2 separate regions of the Homo sapiens genome follow, and region 1 is linked to region 2. A link is a loop called in an ENCODE intact Hi-C map of the cell type or tissue named here. Cell type or tissue: ascending aorta. All regions are shown on one strand.

Evidence for each region. A loop is a pair of places that touch in the nucleus more often than their neighbours do. Peaks named below come from ENCODE experiments on the same cell type or tissue, not always from the same donor. Only the 100,000 strongest peaks of a DNase experiment are listed, where the experiment ranks them.
Region 1: it touches region 2 in a loop (5-fold over the local background); 3 of 110 quality-filtered maps call a loop at or near these places.

Annotation. Positions count from the first base shown.
Region 1 is chr12:127,924,634-127,932,633 of GRCh38, forward strand. All of the region lies in intron 3 of LINC00508 (long intergenic non-protein coding RNA 508), which reads right to left. The region is part of intron 1 of LINC00507 (long intergenic non-protein coding RNA 507); the gene reads left to right. Among named protein-coding and RNA genes, the nearest start is that of LINC00507, 13 kb to the left of the region's middle. In ascending aorta, a CTCF peak has its summit at 1,570 (motif pointing left); a DNase peak (open chromatin) is centred at 1,558; H3K4me3 peaks cover 415 bases; H3K27ac peaks cover 3,309 bases.
Region 2 is chr12:128,064,690-128,072,689 of GRCh38, forward strand. It overlaps LOC105370071 (a long non-coding RNA gene), which reads right to left. Exons shown (of 3, transcript XR_945534.2): 3 at 7,565-7,994. Among named protein-coding and RNA genes, the nearest start is that of LINC02441, 42 kb to the left of the region's middle. In ascending aorta, a CTCF peak has its summit at 4,921 (motif pointing left); no DNase peak of the experiment used is centred here; H3K27ac peaks cover 367 bases.

The DNA.
Region 1 (8,000 bases), 140 kb before region 2:
AATTCAAAAAGTGCATAAATGAAGTTAAACAATTCTAAGATTTTTGCTTTTTCCTGGAAAAGAAGAAAAGCCACAATTAATGTAACCTTTAATATGTCAGTTATCCATATTGCAATCTTTAAGATAATCCCTTAGAAAGAGTAATATTATTTATAATTTCCTAATTCATAGGGAAAATATGTAAATAAACATTTTCTAATTTGGAATAAGAAAAGACAAAACAGGCAAGACAAACTGAAAAACAAAAGCAGAGTAAGCTGACAGCCCAAATATATTAAGAATTGCATTACGTATAAGGAGACTGAATCTAACAAAACAAATATAAGCATCTCTTTGGATTAAAATAAATGTATATTTATAGGAGATTCACTTCAAACAGAGACAGAGGAAGATTGAAAAAATTAGACTATGCAAGCCATACCGAAGAAAGATTTTGTGTCCAGAAAAATATCTGACAAATTAGTCTTTAAGATAAAATGTACAACTAGAGATAAAGAGACTTTATAAAAGTTTAAAATCATTGAGAAGATAGAATGATTCTCAATGTGCTTGCACCTAAATGGTTTAGCCTCAAAAGGTGGTTATTTTGGGTGACATTGATTATATGCTTCTATATGTATTCTGCTTTATGTTTTTAAATCTATGTCTATTAGTCTGTTTTCACACTACCGTAAAGATACTACCTGAGACTGGGTTATTTATAAAGGAAAGAGGTTTAATTGACTCAGTTCCACATGGCTGGGGAGGCCTCAGGAAACTTACGCTCATGGCGGAAGGCGAAGGGGAAGCAAGGACTTTCTTCACATGGTGGCAGGAGAGAGAAGTGTGAGTGCAGGAAAACTGCCATTTATAAAACCACCAGATCTCATGAGAACTCGCTCACTATCATGAGAACAGCATGGGGAAACCAGCCTCATGATCCAATCACCTCCTTCCCTTGACATGTGGGGATTACAATTTGGGATGACATTTGGGTGAGAACCCAGAGCCAAACCATATCACTGTATTTTTAATTGTTTACAATAAATATATGAGGAACTGCTATAGGATTAAATAGAAACTACTCATATTTGTTCAACGTGCAATTAACCCCTAGCGAGCACTCAATACATGGTAACTGGCATCGTCACACATATCTCCATCACCATTAACCTTTTCGTAATCGAAACAGAACAATGGTCAAATAGGAAAAAGTAGGAACTGGAGTCCTGCAGAGTCGATTGTTTTTACTATAATTTAGTCATAAAAGCAAAGCATGAGAGTCATTTGTCTCACCCGGCATTTATAAGCCATCCTCCCTGAGACATTTAGGGCTCATCAGATGCAAGTCATGGAAGATACAAAAATATAACCACTATTTAGTATTTCCATCACTGCTGTAGGCCCTGTCTTTGATCCGGTTAGGCTTAGTTGTGTTTCTAGAACTCCAAGTACCTGATCGTATCTTGGGGTCATGTGAGGGAGATTTGGCCTTGAGGAGAGGGGCTTCACAGGCCAGCTGTTTATTGTTACTCTCCCACGGAATTCAGTCCGGAGCCCAGAGCCTAGGTTTCCATGAGGAACTCCTGACATCTGCTGGCCAGTGTGCTCCTGGTCTGTACACTGCATGCTGAGAGCCAGAGAATGTTCACTCAAGACAGTACCTCTGTGTTGGGTTTTTTTAACACTTAGAAAACTTTATTATAGTGTTTATCTCAAATAAAGAATTTAAAAATTCAACTATTAAAAGGCCAGGCATTCTCTAATATTCATGAACTATAAGTAGAAATGATAAGGAAAATAAATGTCCAAACACGCAAATAACCATCAGGCTAAAGTAAGAATTAATATCCCAATTACCAGCCATTTAGGAATTAACAAAAATGGCATTGCCTGTCAAATTATAGCAAGGCAACGAAACTGCAGCCAGAGGCAGGCTCATAAGACTAAAAAACTGATAGATATTTTTTTTGTTTAGTTACATGGATAAGTTCTTTGGTGGTAATTTCTGAGCTTTTAGTGCACCCGTCACCCTAGCAGTGTACACAGCACCCAATATGTAGTCTTGTATCCCTCACTCCACCTCCCGATGTTCCCTGAGTCCCCAAAGTCCTTATGTCATCCTTATGCCTTTGCATCCTCATAGCTTAGCTCTCACTTATAAGTGAGAACATACGGTATTTGGTTTTCCATTCCTGAGTTACTTCACTTACACATTTGAGAGAAATCACAGCTCAATTCACCCTTCAGGCTCATGAGTCCAGAAGTTTTTGCGTAGCCAAATTGAAAAAAAAATGATATCTATAAAGTGAGTGGAAGCCCTAATGGGAGATTTGCATAAAGGGTAGGAGCCTGGATATTGAAGTCTGTCTCATAAACCTGTGCTCGTCTCCTAGTGGTACATCTGTATCCCAGCTAAATAACACCTTTGTGCCTCAGTTTCCTTGTCTGTGAAATGGGGCTGAAAATATGACCTACATGATAAGATTATTATGGGATGGAAGTAGTTAAGGCATATATATATATATATATATATATATATATATATATATATATATATATGTTAGAACAGTTCCTTGCAAAGAACAATTTCTTAATATGTGAGCATTGTTATTAAATCCTAAAATTGTGACTCATACAATTTAATAAAGCTACTAATCAATCTAATTTACTGCACATGTATTTTAAAAATCCCTAACAAATTATGGGGGCTATTTGCATTCTGCCAGCACTGCAGGAAGCTGCAGATAGCTCTGGAAAATAGTAAATGTGCTGTGTAGAACAACTTCTTTTATAACCTGCTTTTATTCTAAAATATGAGAAGGCCTGGGTGTAAATATGGTGAGAAGCCTTTTATTGTTCCTATTAACGTGAAAATGAGCTTGTGTAATGCACTCTGATTGTGTCTAAATCATCCCCGCTCCTGGTCAGTTTCACATCGTCTCAGACAAAGAACACTGGGCCTTCTACAGTAATCACACATTAATAGGCATGCATTAGTTGTGGCACAAAGAGCTTTTTTAGTGGATTAATTGAAAGTCTCCCTGTGCAAGCTTGAGAACCTCAGCTAGTGACATTGAACATGCACTCTTACAATTAATGATGAATAATAAAAGCTAAATAGTGTCATGGATCCCACTGCCAACATTTTGCTTAGGAAAGTCACCAGCCTGAGCCATTCTCATGTCATAACTTGGAACCCCACAGATGGGCTGAAGCATGGATCCTATATGCAAGCCAAGGAGGTTTAAACGCTGGTTCTGCTAGCTACTAGCTGTATGACCTGGTGGGAGTCAGGGGTGCTCTCTGAGGATCAGTTTCTTCATCTGCAAAATGGGAATTACAGAAAGAGTGCCAATCTCGTTCAGTCACTGTGAGGACAAAGTGAACCAGCTTGTGTGTGAATGCACCCCGTAGAACCTGGCATGTAAAGAGTGCAAAGTAAGTGTTAGTTATTATTATTATTATTATTAGTTTATTAGTTGGGTCCTCACAGGAAACACATGGTACACTCAAAATGGGACTGAATTTAATAAATTTAATAAAGATAGTACTTCAATAGATTGGACAACATTAAATAAATGGGAGATGGCACTGCACCCAGGTCCTAGCAACAGTGGGAAGCCATTACACTAACTCCGTACCACTACTCCAACCAAACGAACAAGAGGAGGGGACAGTTGCCACACCACACAGGAGCTTTGGCATTAAGAAGACCTTGGCATTTGAAGCCATGGAAGCTGTGGCCTCCATAAAAGGAACACAGACGATGCCAAGTCTTGGAGAGCAGGGAGAGAGGGAGGGTAATAAATCTCTTGACTTCTCTCTTCTTTTGACCCTGAAAACCCAGCGTCTCCAATCAGAAAATCTAACCAGAAGCCAGAGAGCAGAGGAAGCCAGGTGCTGCGATATGAAAAGGTCAGCCTACAGGTTAGAGTAGTGCAGGGTGCACTAGGGTTAGGAATAGATTTGGAGGGGAGACTGGCAAATATCAGCCCCCAAGGAGAGTGGTCTTAGGGCAATCTATATTATGCATGCGATCAGTATGAATAAACTGAGCAAATATTACCAATATAGCTGCATACCCCACTGCCAAGAAACACTAAGGGAACAAATATAACTGTGGAAGTGACTCAGTGCCTTTGAGTCTGGTTCTGGACTGTGAACAGGAAGAGTGATAATCCTAACAAAAACAACTTGAATAAAAATAGTAACAGCAACTGGCATTTCTATAATACTTGGTAATTTTCAAGCCGCTTTCATGTATATAACCACATTTCAGCCTTGTAATAACTCTATTGGAAGGTAGGTATTTATTTCCATTTTAAAATGAGAAGTGTTTAGTTTTCAAAATCCCTTGTGCAATTCTTGCTTAAATTTCCAAGAGAATGCATGAAAAATGTTGATATTACATGTTAGTGTTCAGGAATACAAGATGTGGAATTTACTTGTTTTACTCAAGTCATGTGTTGTGAGGCTTGTAATGTGTCAAGCTCTGTTCTAGACACTGGGGATCCAGCAGTGACAAAAACAAAGCCCTGCATGTTTTTGAGCTGCAGTTACTTTGGAAGAGCCTGGAAGTCCTTCAAGAAGTTAAAAGAGTTGTTTATGTCCCAATAGAAATGAAAACATGTATCCACACAAAACCTTGGACATAAATATTCACAGCAGAATTGCTCATGATCGCCAAAGTGTGGAAATAGCCCAAATGCCTATCAGCTGAAAGATACATAAAATTGTATATCCATACAGTTAAATATTACCTAGCAATAAAAAGGAATGAAACACTGATTTATGCTACAGGAAAGAATCTTTAAATTATTACACTAAGTGAGAGAAGCCAGTCACAAAAAATTACTTATTATATGATTCCATGTGTATGAAAGATCCAGATTAGGCAAATCTAGAGAAAAATGTAGATTAATGGTTATTTAGGGCAGGAGTGATGAGTGAATGAGAAGATTGGGAGTGACAGTGATAGCAGCAGGAGGCAGCCAAATGCCCAGACAGACAGGGGTGGGAGCCCATGACCCCATCTCCAAGCCGAAGACAGTTGAAAGCCTGAAAGCCAGGCTACAAGTTAAATCCTTGGACTGGATTGAGAACTTGTCTTCCTGTTTGGCACACTTTCCTCTGATTCATGCCCACCCTTCACCTATTTTACATATAGCTACCCTTGCCTAATTGGTTTTCTACACTATCATGCCAACCTTTGGATGGTGTCTTCACTTTAACCTTTTTTGCATACTCACAAACCAATCAGCACACACTCCCCATCCTGTGCCTATAAAGTTCCCAGACTCAGTCAGTAGAGGAGAATATGGCCTGACTTCAGGGAAGGAGATGGCCTGACTTTAGGGAAGAGACAACCTGACTTTGGGGAAGGGACAACCTGACTTCAGGGAAGACGACCTGCCCTTCCTGTCCCCTCTCCAGCTTCCCTCTCCACTGAGAGCTGTTTTCTTCACTCAATAAAATTCTGCACCTCCACCATCCTTCAATTGTCTGCATGACTTCATTCTTCTTGGATGTCAGACAAGAGCTCAGGACCCACTGAGTGTGGGTACCCAGAAAGGCTGTCACACAAGCCCTTTGCCTTTGCTGGCAGAGGGCAACCACCCCATGGATGAGGCAAGGGGCCAACTGAGCTGCTAACACCCTGTGGACGGCTGAACTAAAGGAGCTCTGCAACACCTCCTCTCAGGCTTCAGGGTCATGGGCACCCTCACCTGGGCGCTGCCACATTCCCCTGAAGGTGACATGCCTGGACTGGCCCCAGGTCTCACTCAGAGCTTGCTCCTGTGTTGACGCCCAAAGCAGTCAGCCAGATCTCGTTGTTGCTCACTCACTTGTTCCCTTCTGCAGAGGGTTGAGCATGGCAGACTGAGTAGATGGGCATCCCTTCCACGAGTCTGGCAAAGTGGGCAGAGAAAAATCCTGCATCAACAGCTAAATGATGTGGGGTTTAATTTTAGGGTAATGAAAATGTTCTAAAATTGGTCATGTGATGAATGCATAACTCTGTGGATATACTAAAAGCCAATTGCATTGCAATGAATTGCATGTTATGTGAATTATATCTTTTTTTTTTCTTTAGACAGAGTCTGGCTCTGTCCCCAGGCTGGAGTGCAGTGGCAGGATCTCGGCTCACTGCAATCTCTGCCTCCTGGGTTCAAACAATTCTCCTGCCTCTCAGCCTCCCAAGTAGCTGGGATTATAGGCGGGCACCACCACGCCCAGCTAGTTTTTGTATTTTCAGTAGAGACTGAATTATATCTTAATAAGGCTTTTCTTTTCAACGCACTGCCCCTTGAAGCCTGAGATTTTTATCTAGTGAGATATTGACACTTTTAGCCAAACTTCTCTTGGTAAACCTCATATACTGTACTTGACCCAGTATATAATAATTGTGAGATATTTTGGATGTTCGTCCCCACCCAGATCTCATGTTGAATTGTAATCCTCAGTGCTAGAGGTGGGGCCTGGTGGGAGGTTTTTGGGTCATGGGTGTGGATCCCACATGGCTTGGTGCTGTTTTCATGATAGTGAGTTCTCAGGAGATCTGCTCATTTAAAAGTGTATGGCACCTCCCCCTGCCAACTCTCTTGCTCCTGCTTTCACCATGTAAAACCCTGCTCCCACTTCACCTTCTGCCATGATTGCAAGCGTCCTGAGGCCTCTGCAGATGCTAATGCCAGAGCTATGCTTCCTGTACAGCCTGCAGAAGTGTGAGACAATTAAACCTCTTTTCTTTATAAATTACCCAATCTTGGGTATTTCTTTATAGCAATGCAAGAATGGCCTAATACAAGTTGGATTAGAATTTTTACATAAGCAATCATCTTGGATGTCCTGCTGAGCTGTATCTTTCTGGAGGCATTTATAAGAAAAAGTGAACACACACACACGTATTCCTAGACCTGATTCTTCCTCCAACTTTACATCAATTTCAAATTAATAGAACTATGATTTGTTGAGATGATTAGGAACCTTTGCAGGAAAACAACTTACTGAGCAATGCATGTTCCTTCTGATATTCTCATCAGCTTCATTTCCAAAGAAAAGGTGACTATTCTTTTCATGTGCTCTTCGCTTTGTTTTATTTTATTCTTTGATGCTAAAAATTAAAATGCCTTCAACTTTTGTGCCAATGTCTTTGTAGATTGTATCACTTGCCTTGCTTAGAGATAAAACATACCTGTGTCTCTGGTCTTGGGAAAATCTGAAAGCCCAGGGTTGCTCCCCAGAGCTAAGCTTTTATAGGCACATCTCCCTTTCACTGCCCTGGAAAATCATACTCAGGCCACCATCTCCCCCAGTCATAGGGGTTGCATCTTAATGCCTACAAATAGCCCGCCCTGTTGGATCCTCTTCCTTTGGGGGGTTTGGGATAAGAAGATGGGCACTTTCTCTCCCTTTGGAGGGAATAGAGGTAACAGCACAATTGATTTTTCAAAGATAATACACCTCCAAGAATCTTTCTTCCTCACCTCTCAAAGCTTCTAAAGTCTTAAAGCAAATAAAAGATTTCAATAATTGTGAAAAAAAAGTATTATTTCTTTTGAAAAACCCATGCATAGCAGATTCAGGATACTATTTCAGAATTTCTCATCTTTCTTGATACGTGGTTGGAACCTGAGTTTGGCATCATTGTGTGCATCTGTTTCTGCATGTTGATCTGTCTGTGCAGCTGGGAACGGGGGAGTGCAGACTGTGGGTGGGTTTCCATGGGGGTCTGTGTGAGCATAGGGCCCATAGACTGTGGAGGGACTTAGGAAAGGCAGGAAATGCTCCTTTTCAATTCCCCACCAACAGGGGACCTGTCAAATCCAGGGCAGTAATAAAATCCATCAAGTTGGAAGTTCTCCTTCAAGAGCCATGGAAATGTGAGTGAAGTATCTGTCTGATCCTCAGGGCAGTCCATCGTATATGATCTCATTATGCAGGACTCACAAGCCCTGTGTCCACTGCCAGACAGAGAGGTCCTACGGAGCAACAAAGGTGTTCTACTTCTTCATATT
Region 2 (8,000 bases):
CAAGGTGAGGCTCTTTTTTAAGAAGTGATTCGTTATCTAGACCAGGTGACATTTATTGTCTACCTAGTCAGATATTTAAAATAAGATTTTTGACAAGTAGAAAAATATGTTCCAGGCTTGTCTTCTAAGTAGGCAAAATATTAACTTGAAAGAAATTATTCGTTTGTACAACTCAAAGGAAAAATAGAACAGAAAGGGAAAATAGAACAGAAAGAAAAAAAAACTATAAAGAAAGGAATTTCATCTGGCTTTGAAGAGTTACCTATTCCTTAGGTGATTAAGCAAAGAAGAAAGAAGGAAAACATACTGTAAGGAACAGAAGGAAGAAGAAAAGGAAGGAAAAAAGGAAAGAGAAAAGAGGCAAAGAAAGAGAAAGGACAGAAGAAAGACGGGGAATTCTATGGGTGATCTCTCAAGGGAATATTTTAGCGCCTTTGGCAGGGAGCAAAGATAAAATCAAAGAATGATTTTCTCTTGTGTATACTAATTATGTGAAATGGATCATCTCTAAAGTCTGCACCACTAAAATTAGAAACACACTCAGGAGGTGTTTAGATAAATACATGGATAATTGTCAGAAAATTTATTTATTTTTAATTTTATTTTTTTGAGATGGAGTCTGGCCCCGTTGTCCAGGCTGGAGTGCAGTGACATGATCTCAGCTCACTGTGACCTCTGTCCCCCAGGCTCACGTGATTCTCCTGCCTCAGCCTCCCGAGTAGCTGGGATTACAGGTGTACACTGCCACGCCTGGCTTTTTTTTTTTTTTTTTTTAGTAGAAATGGGGTTTCAGCATGTTGGCCAGACTGGTCATGAACTCCTAATCTCGAGTGATCTGACCACCTTGGCCTCTCAAAGTGCTGGAATTACAGGTGTGAGCCACCGTGCCTGACCCATGAAATTTAAATGACTATATATTAATTTAAAGGTGATATGGTTTGGCTGTGTCCCCACCCAAATCTCATCTTGAATTGCAGCTCCCACAATTCCCACATGTCATGGGAGGGACCCAGTGGAAGGTAATGGAATCCTGGGGGCAGCTCTTTCCTGTGCTGTTCTCATGATGGTGAATAAGTCTCACATGATCTGAAGGTTTTATAAAGGGGAGTTTTCCTGCACAAGTTCTCTTCTCTTGTCTGCCACCATGTGAGACACGACTTTCACCTTCTGCCATGATTGTGAGGCCTTCCCAGCCACATGGAACTGTGAGTCCGTTAAACCTCTTTCTTTTATAAATTGCCCGGTTTTGGGTATGTCTTTATCAGCAGCGTGAAAACGGACTAATACAAAAGGTCTTTCATAAAAGCTTCTTTAATATGTTGAGTTTCAAGGGCATGGTGGTGAAAGCTCTAGAGTAGCTTTTCCCGTGGCTAACTCCTATGACTCGGCTTTGCGTGATCAGCATCCTAAGTGAAACAAAGCCGTCTAAAAATCCACATCCACTGGGAACCCCAGAATGTGCCCCTGAGTGGACATAGGGTCTTTGCAGATGTAATTAGTTAATATGAGGTCATGCAGGATTAGGGTGGGCCATAAACCCAATAGAACTGGTGTCATTACAAGAGGAGGACACTCACAGACACCGACCCTCAGAAAAGAAGGCCAGGTGAGGATGGAGGCGGAGACGGGAGCGACGCAGCCACCAGCCAAGGAAACCCAGGAGTGCTATGGGCTGGAAAAGGTGAGGAGGGGCTCCCCTAGAGCCTGCAGAGAGAGCGTGGCCTGCTGACATGGAGATGTGGGACTCTAACTTCCAGAGCTGTGAAAGAATACATTTCCGGTGCTTTAAGCCCTGCTATGGACTGAACTGTGTCTCCCACAAAATGTATGTGTTGAAGCCCCCAATGTGACTGTACATGGAGGTAGGGTCTTTAGAAGGTAATTAAAGAATTCAGCTTAAATGGGGCCACAGGGGTGGGGCCCTAATCAGGCAGAACTGTGGTTTTATAAGAGGAAGATTAAGACTGTGGTCTCATAAGAGAAAGAGAAAAGGAAGCTTCTCTCTTTCTCCTCTCTCTCTCTCTCTTTCTCCCCTCTCCCATGCCCTCTTATCCCCACGTGAGGATACAGTGAGAAGGCACCATCTATAAGCCAGGAAGAGAGCCTTCAGCAGAACCCGCCCATGCTGGCACCTTGATCTCAGATCCTCAGCCTCCAGAAGTGTGAGGAAATAAATTTCTGTTGCTTTGTCCACCGAGTCCGTTGTGTTTTGTTTAGCAGCCTGTGCAGACTAAGACAGCAATTCAGATTGTGGTCATTTGTTTTGGAAGCACAGGAAACTAATATAATCAGATTGTCAAAGTTTATGGAGAACCGTAGGCATTGTTATGATGTCTGAAGTGGAGATGGCATATTCAAATGTTGATTCATATCCAACACTCACTCACCTGGACACAGATTGGGAGGAGAAAAGTTTATTCTTCTCTGAGATTACAGGGAAAAGTGCCCTTTTTCTTCACGGGAAAACAAATTCCCAGAAGGTTTTTTTTTTTTTAGAAAATGTCTCCCTCTGTCACCCAGGCTGGAGTGCAGTGGCACCATCTGGGCTCACTGTAAACTCCACCTCCTAGGTTCAAGTGATCCTACCACTTCAGCCTCCCGAGTAGCTGGGATTACAGGCATGTGCCACCATGCCCAGCTAATTTTTGTATTTTTAGTAGAGACGGGGTTTCGCCATGTTGGCCAGGCTGGTCTCGAACTCCTGACCTCAAGTGATCCTCCCGCCTTGGCCTCCCAAAGTGCTGGGGTTACAGGCATAAGCCACCATGCCCAGCCTCCAGAAGTGTTTTCTTAATATATGTTTTCAGCACAGGTACAGCTTAATCCTCTTTTTTTGGCTCTTGACCTCATCAGTGGAGAGGAACCATAGGAGACAGGGAACAGGGTTCTCTCCAGCAATCCATGGAAATGAAGAGTGACTGAAGGCAAAGCTCTCTGCTAGCAGGGGGGTCGTCCTCCACCTTCTCAGAGCCCCAAACATGCAAGTAACAGCCTCTGCTCTTCCCGGATCTGCGGGGACCATCTTTAAATGACAGCTCTGGTGTGGAGTGACTGGATGTATGCTGGTGGGAGGGGTGTGGGAATATCCAAACTCAGAGGTAAGAAAAGGGAGAAAAAATCTCTCCTCTCATTGGAGCCAAAGCAGAAGGTGAAAAGGTGCATTGGCGAGACTGTAACATAAGGAAAGGAAGGAGGAAGAGAAGGAAGGAAGAAAGGAGCAAGGAGGCAGAGAAAGGAGGCAAGAAAGGGTGGAAATTTTATGGCTGATCTCTCAAGGGGATATTTTAGTCCCTTTGGCAGGGAACAAACATAAAATCAAAGAATAATTTTCTCCTGGGTATACTAATTATGTGAAATGCATCGTCTCTAAAGGCTGCACCGCTAAAATTAGAAATAGAGGCATCAACAGACTTGCCCTTACAAATAGAGTCATCAATAGACTTGGCCTAATAAAGCCCCACAAACTGGGGGTCTTGAAACCACAGAAGTTCCTTGCCTCACCATTCTGGCGGCTGGAAATCCAGTATCAAGGCCGTGGGGCCACATTCCCTCTGCAGGCAGGTGCTAGGGAAGGATATACTCCCTACCTCTCTACCAGCTTCCAGTGGTCACTTTGCTTGCGGCAGCAGAACTCCAGTTTCACAGGGCGCTCTTCCTGTGTGCATGCCGGTCTCTGTGAATAAATGTTCCCTTTTGGTAGAGATGCCAATCATACTGGATTAGGGCCCAGCCTAGTGACCTTATTTTAACTTGATCATCTGCTGCCTCAGTCCAGGCTGCTAGAATAAATGTCCTAGACCGGGTGGCTAAAACAACAAATGTTCATTTCTCACAGTTCTGGAAGCTGGAAGTCCAAGATCAAGGTGCTGGCTGATTCAGTTCCTGGTAAGAACTTACTAAGACTTCCTGATTTGCAGACAGATCCTTCTTTCCTATGTCCTCACGTGGTGGAGAGCTAGATCATGTCTCTCATATATCTTCTCATTAGGGCACTAACACCCGTCATGTCGGCTCCGCCCTCATGACCTGACCACCTTCCAAAGGCCCCACTTCCTACCACCATCACATTAGAAATGAGGAGCTTTAACATATAAATTTTAGGAGGTCACATTCAGCCCATAACACTGGCATAGACCCTGTTTCCAGGTAAAGTCACATTGACATGTACTGAGGGTTAATTCTTCAGCATCTTGTATGGAGTACAATTCAACCCATAATAAGTACTGAACTCTACAAGGTATATCTTTATTCTGTGATTTTTTTTTTGAGACACAGTCTTGCTCCGTCACCCAGGCTGGAGTGCAATCATGGCTCACTGAATCCTCGACCTCCCAGGCTCAAGTGATCCTCCTGTCCCAGCCTCCCGAGTGCTTAGGACCACAGGCCCCCACTACTACGCCCAGCTAATTTTTAATTACTTTGTTTTGTAGAGATGGGGGGTCTCACTATGTCACCCAGGCTGGTGTCAAATGGAAAAAAAATAATATATACTCTTAAACATATAGCTTTCTGATATTAAGTTCAATTACTTAAATAAATTATATTAAATAAAATGTTGAAAATTAACAGCACTCCGAAAACTCTAAGTGGAATAGAATGAGGACAGGATCGAGGGTCTGGTGGTTTTAAGTCCACAACCTAAGATTCGTGTGGCCTCCAGCAGCTCAGTCAACCTAGGAACCTTCCCTTCTTTGTTAACGAAATGGAAATAACACTATTTCGCAAAGCTGCTGTGAAGATTAAACGTGGATAACGTGCCTAAAAAGTCTATGATATGGTAAACCACAGTATAACATTCCTACAATTCATAATATTACTAATCACATATTCACACTATTGATATTCCTCATAAACTGGAACTAGTAATGCTGAGGTCGGCTAGTGGTTCGAGCTCTAAGATAAAGGCATTGACTGCCACCTGGTGGCAGCGTACTGTAGTGTCAATTCTTCAACTTTCTCGCCAAGGTAAATCACCTGGTGATGATTGCTTCGTCTCCAATTCCAAACAGAAAAAATGAGAATCCATCATCGTGTAACTCCACAATTGAACCTATTAAATGTAAGTTCCAGATGTTAAGGCTATATGCTTAAGATCAAAGAAGATTTGGAGAAGGGAGTTTACCTTATTCTTCCCTAAGCCATGAAATGTGGGTGATGAAATCTGGGATGGTTAACTTTAGCCTCAGTAAATTGTCTTCTCTCCCCTTTTGCTCACAGGGCCTGGTAACAGAGTGAGTGTTTAATTAATATGTGTTCGGCGAAATAATGAAGAATGTACTATTAATAATAACAATACCTTATTTTTATTGAGCACCTAGTATATACCAGACCATTTCAAAATGGATTACTCAGGATGTGCAGACTATCTCAGTGTTCACAGGGATTGGGGCATGCAGCAAAAAGGCCCTTGCTCAGAATATCTGTAGGAGTAGATAGGAGTAAAGATTCAGGACTTAGAAACAAATCTAGAAATGGGCTTACCACGTGCATTCGCTTTAGAGATGCTTATGGACTCCCCATTAAACAGAGACAGCTGGTAAACACAACAAGCAATTGGCAAATACATTTCAGGATCAAAGCTTATAATCCTTACGGGCCATTTACATTCTCAGGTGAATCTATGCTACAAGGTAAAGATGTGTCCCACCCACACTTTGGAAAGAGGTAGGTCTCAGAGCCCAGAAATGCCTTTAATATAGGGGTTGTGAGAGTTAATAAGGTGTGCGAGCTCATAAAGACCCTTATGTTCTTAGCAATATAACTTACAGTTCCTATTTCTTTTCTTTTTCTGTTTCTTTTTTCTTTTCTTTTTCTTTCTTTGTTTTTTGTTTCTCTGAGACACGGTCACCCAGGCTGGAGTGCAGTGGCACCATCTTGACTCATTGTAACCTCTGCTTCCTGGGCTCAAGCAATCCTCCCGCCTCAGCCTCCTGAGTTGTTGGGACTACAGGCACATACCACTCTACTCAGCAAATTTTTTCGTATTTTTGGTAGAGATTGGATTTTACCATGTTGCCCAAGCAGGTCTTGAACTTCTGGACTCAAACAATCGGCCCCCCTCGGCCTCCCAAAATGTTGGCATTACAGGTGTGAGCCACCGGGCCCATGCCCAGGCCTCTCATTTATTCACACAAGAATCCCAACTGTACATATTTCCTTTAATCCCCCCAAAAGACATGTATCAGATTGCTTCTGTGATTCTTTGTTTGATTAAATTTTTTTTGCATGTGTACTCCTTAAAATTTGGAAATAACATAGGCTGATTTTTAAACCTCATTATTTAAAGACGAGGCAAAAAATATTCTAAGGTCTGCATTTTTGCTGAATTCCCTAAGAGATTTTCAGTTCCTCAGAGCAGCCGTGGAGGCATATCCAGGAGCCGATGGCTGAAAGATTTGGATGAATCTGCTGTTGCTGGAGAGTCACTAGGGGATGCCTGTTCATGCCTTCCCTGATGCTCAACTAAAGGATTTAAAATGAGCAAATTTATATTATAAAAGAAAGGAACGGGGGCCTAGGGACAACATGACCCTCACAGCTTTGACTGGCTTTTGAGTTAAACACAACGAAACCTGTAGACTCCTGCGGAGACCTATACCCACGCAGGCGACAGGGAGGGACGACGACCACAGGCACCTGACTCCTCGATTTTCTGGCCCCATGTTGGCTCCAGCAGGTGTGACCCAAAATCAACCTGAAGTTCTGTCTGCTCCTGGAAATTCACCTGCAGAGGGTCAACAGCTGCCCCTTTGCCTAACCTGGGGCCACACCCCTCATGCCTCCAGAGGCCAGGCAGGGACTCTAGGTGAGGGAAGCTGGATGCGGGAGTGTCCTGAGGAATGGGAGCGGGCAGGCCCATTTCAATGGGTGGCGGCTACTGTCTAGTGTCAGCCAATTGCTGCTGTGAAGGGCATGAGCTCAGACTTGCCAGATCTTCCAGTTTTCCAAGAGAAGCCCGTGAGGTGGCTCTCAATATTTAAATGCTGGAAATGGTATATGGTCCCCCCAAAAAAATCACAAGGAAAAACACACGAGCTCCAGATTCCTTATGGGGTCTGATTCCATATGGAGGCCACTGCCTCTGGCCAAAAACATTGAAATCCCCAGATTCTAAGTGTTCGAATCTATGGTAATTTTGCTCCATTTGTCTTCTCCAAATGTATCCCCCTCGTTCCAGTGTTTTTCTGTTGTTACTTCCAAAGTTTAATCTTCCCTTAGGGATACTTGTACCCACAGACCTCCTTCTAGTTTTTCCCCTCTTGGAATGTCCCTATGACTCTCCTGAGTATCCATGAATAACCATCTCTCAAGTCAACACATTATGAAACTCTTCCTTTTCTGAATTTGTTCTCTTCTTCATGTCCTTAGAATGTTCCCCCGGTCTTTCCACCATTTATTTTTCTCTATGGGGAAGGCCACCATCTATTATCGAAACTGAAGATGTCAGACACGCACTCTCCAGCCATTTCTATAAGTATTGGTGTCCACAGACCAGTTCTGCCCAAAAAATTATTAAAGGATACCTTTCTACTGCTTCTGACAAAAGTTATTTTGTTCTCCATGATATAAATTGAGATGAATTAGGAGGCCTCTTACCCATTCCCTGGTCTTCCTGTCTTTGGTTAGTACTTTATGAAGGTGTGATGGTTGGGGCTGCAGCAGCTGTATTGCAACCATGAAGACAAATGCCTAAGGATAAAAAGCCAATATGGCAAGAATGATTGAGCAAACGAATGGAGATATTCTAGGTCTTCAATGACTCTGCTGGGCCCTCAAGCCATCTCTTGACTGCCTTCCTCCACGCCTCTTATTGTTGAAACCGTAGCAACCCCATTGGACAAGCTACTTGGAGGAGAATATTTCATACCTGCTTTTGAAATCATCCTAACTGAAACATACACTGGTATTATTCACCCTCTCCTTCGGCTCTTGGTATGCTTCTCATCACAAAAAGGCTTGCATTTTCGTTAATTTCCTTAAGAGCTTTGAAGTTCCTGAGA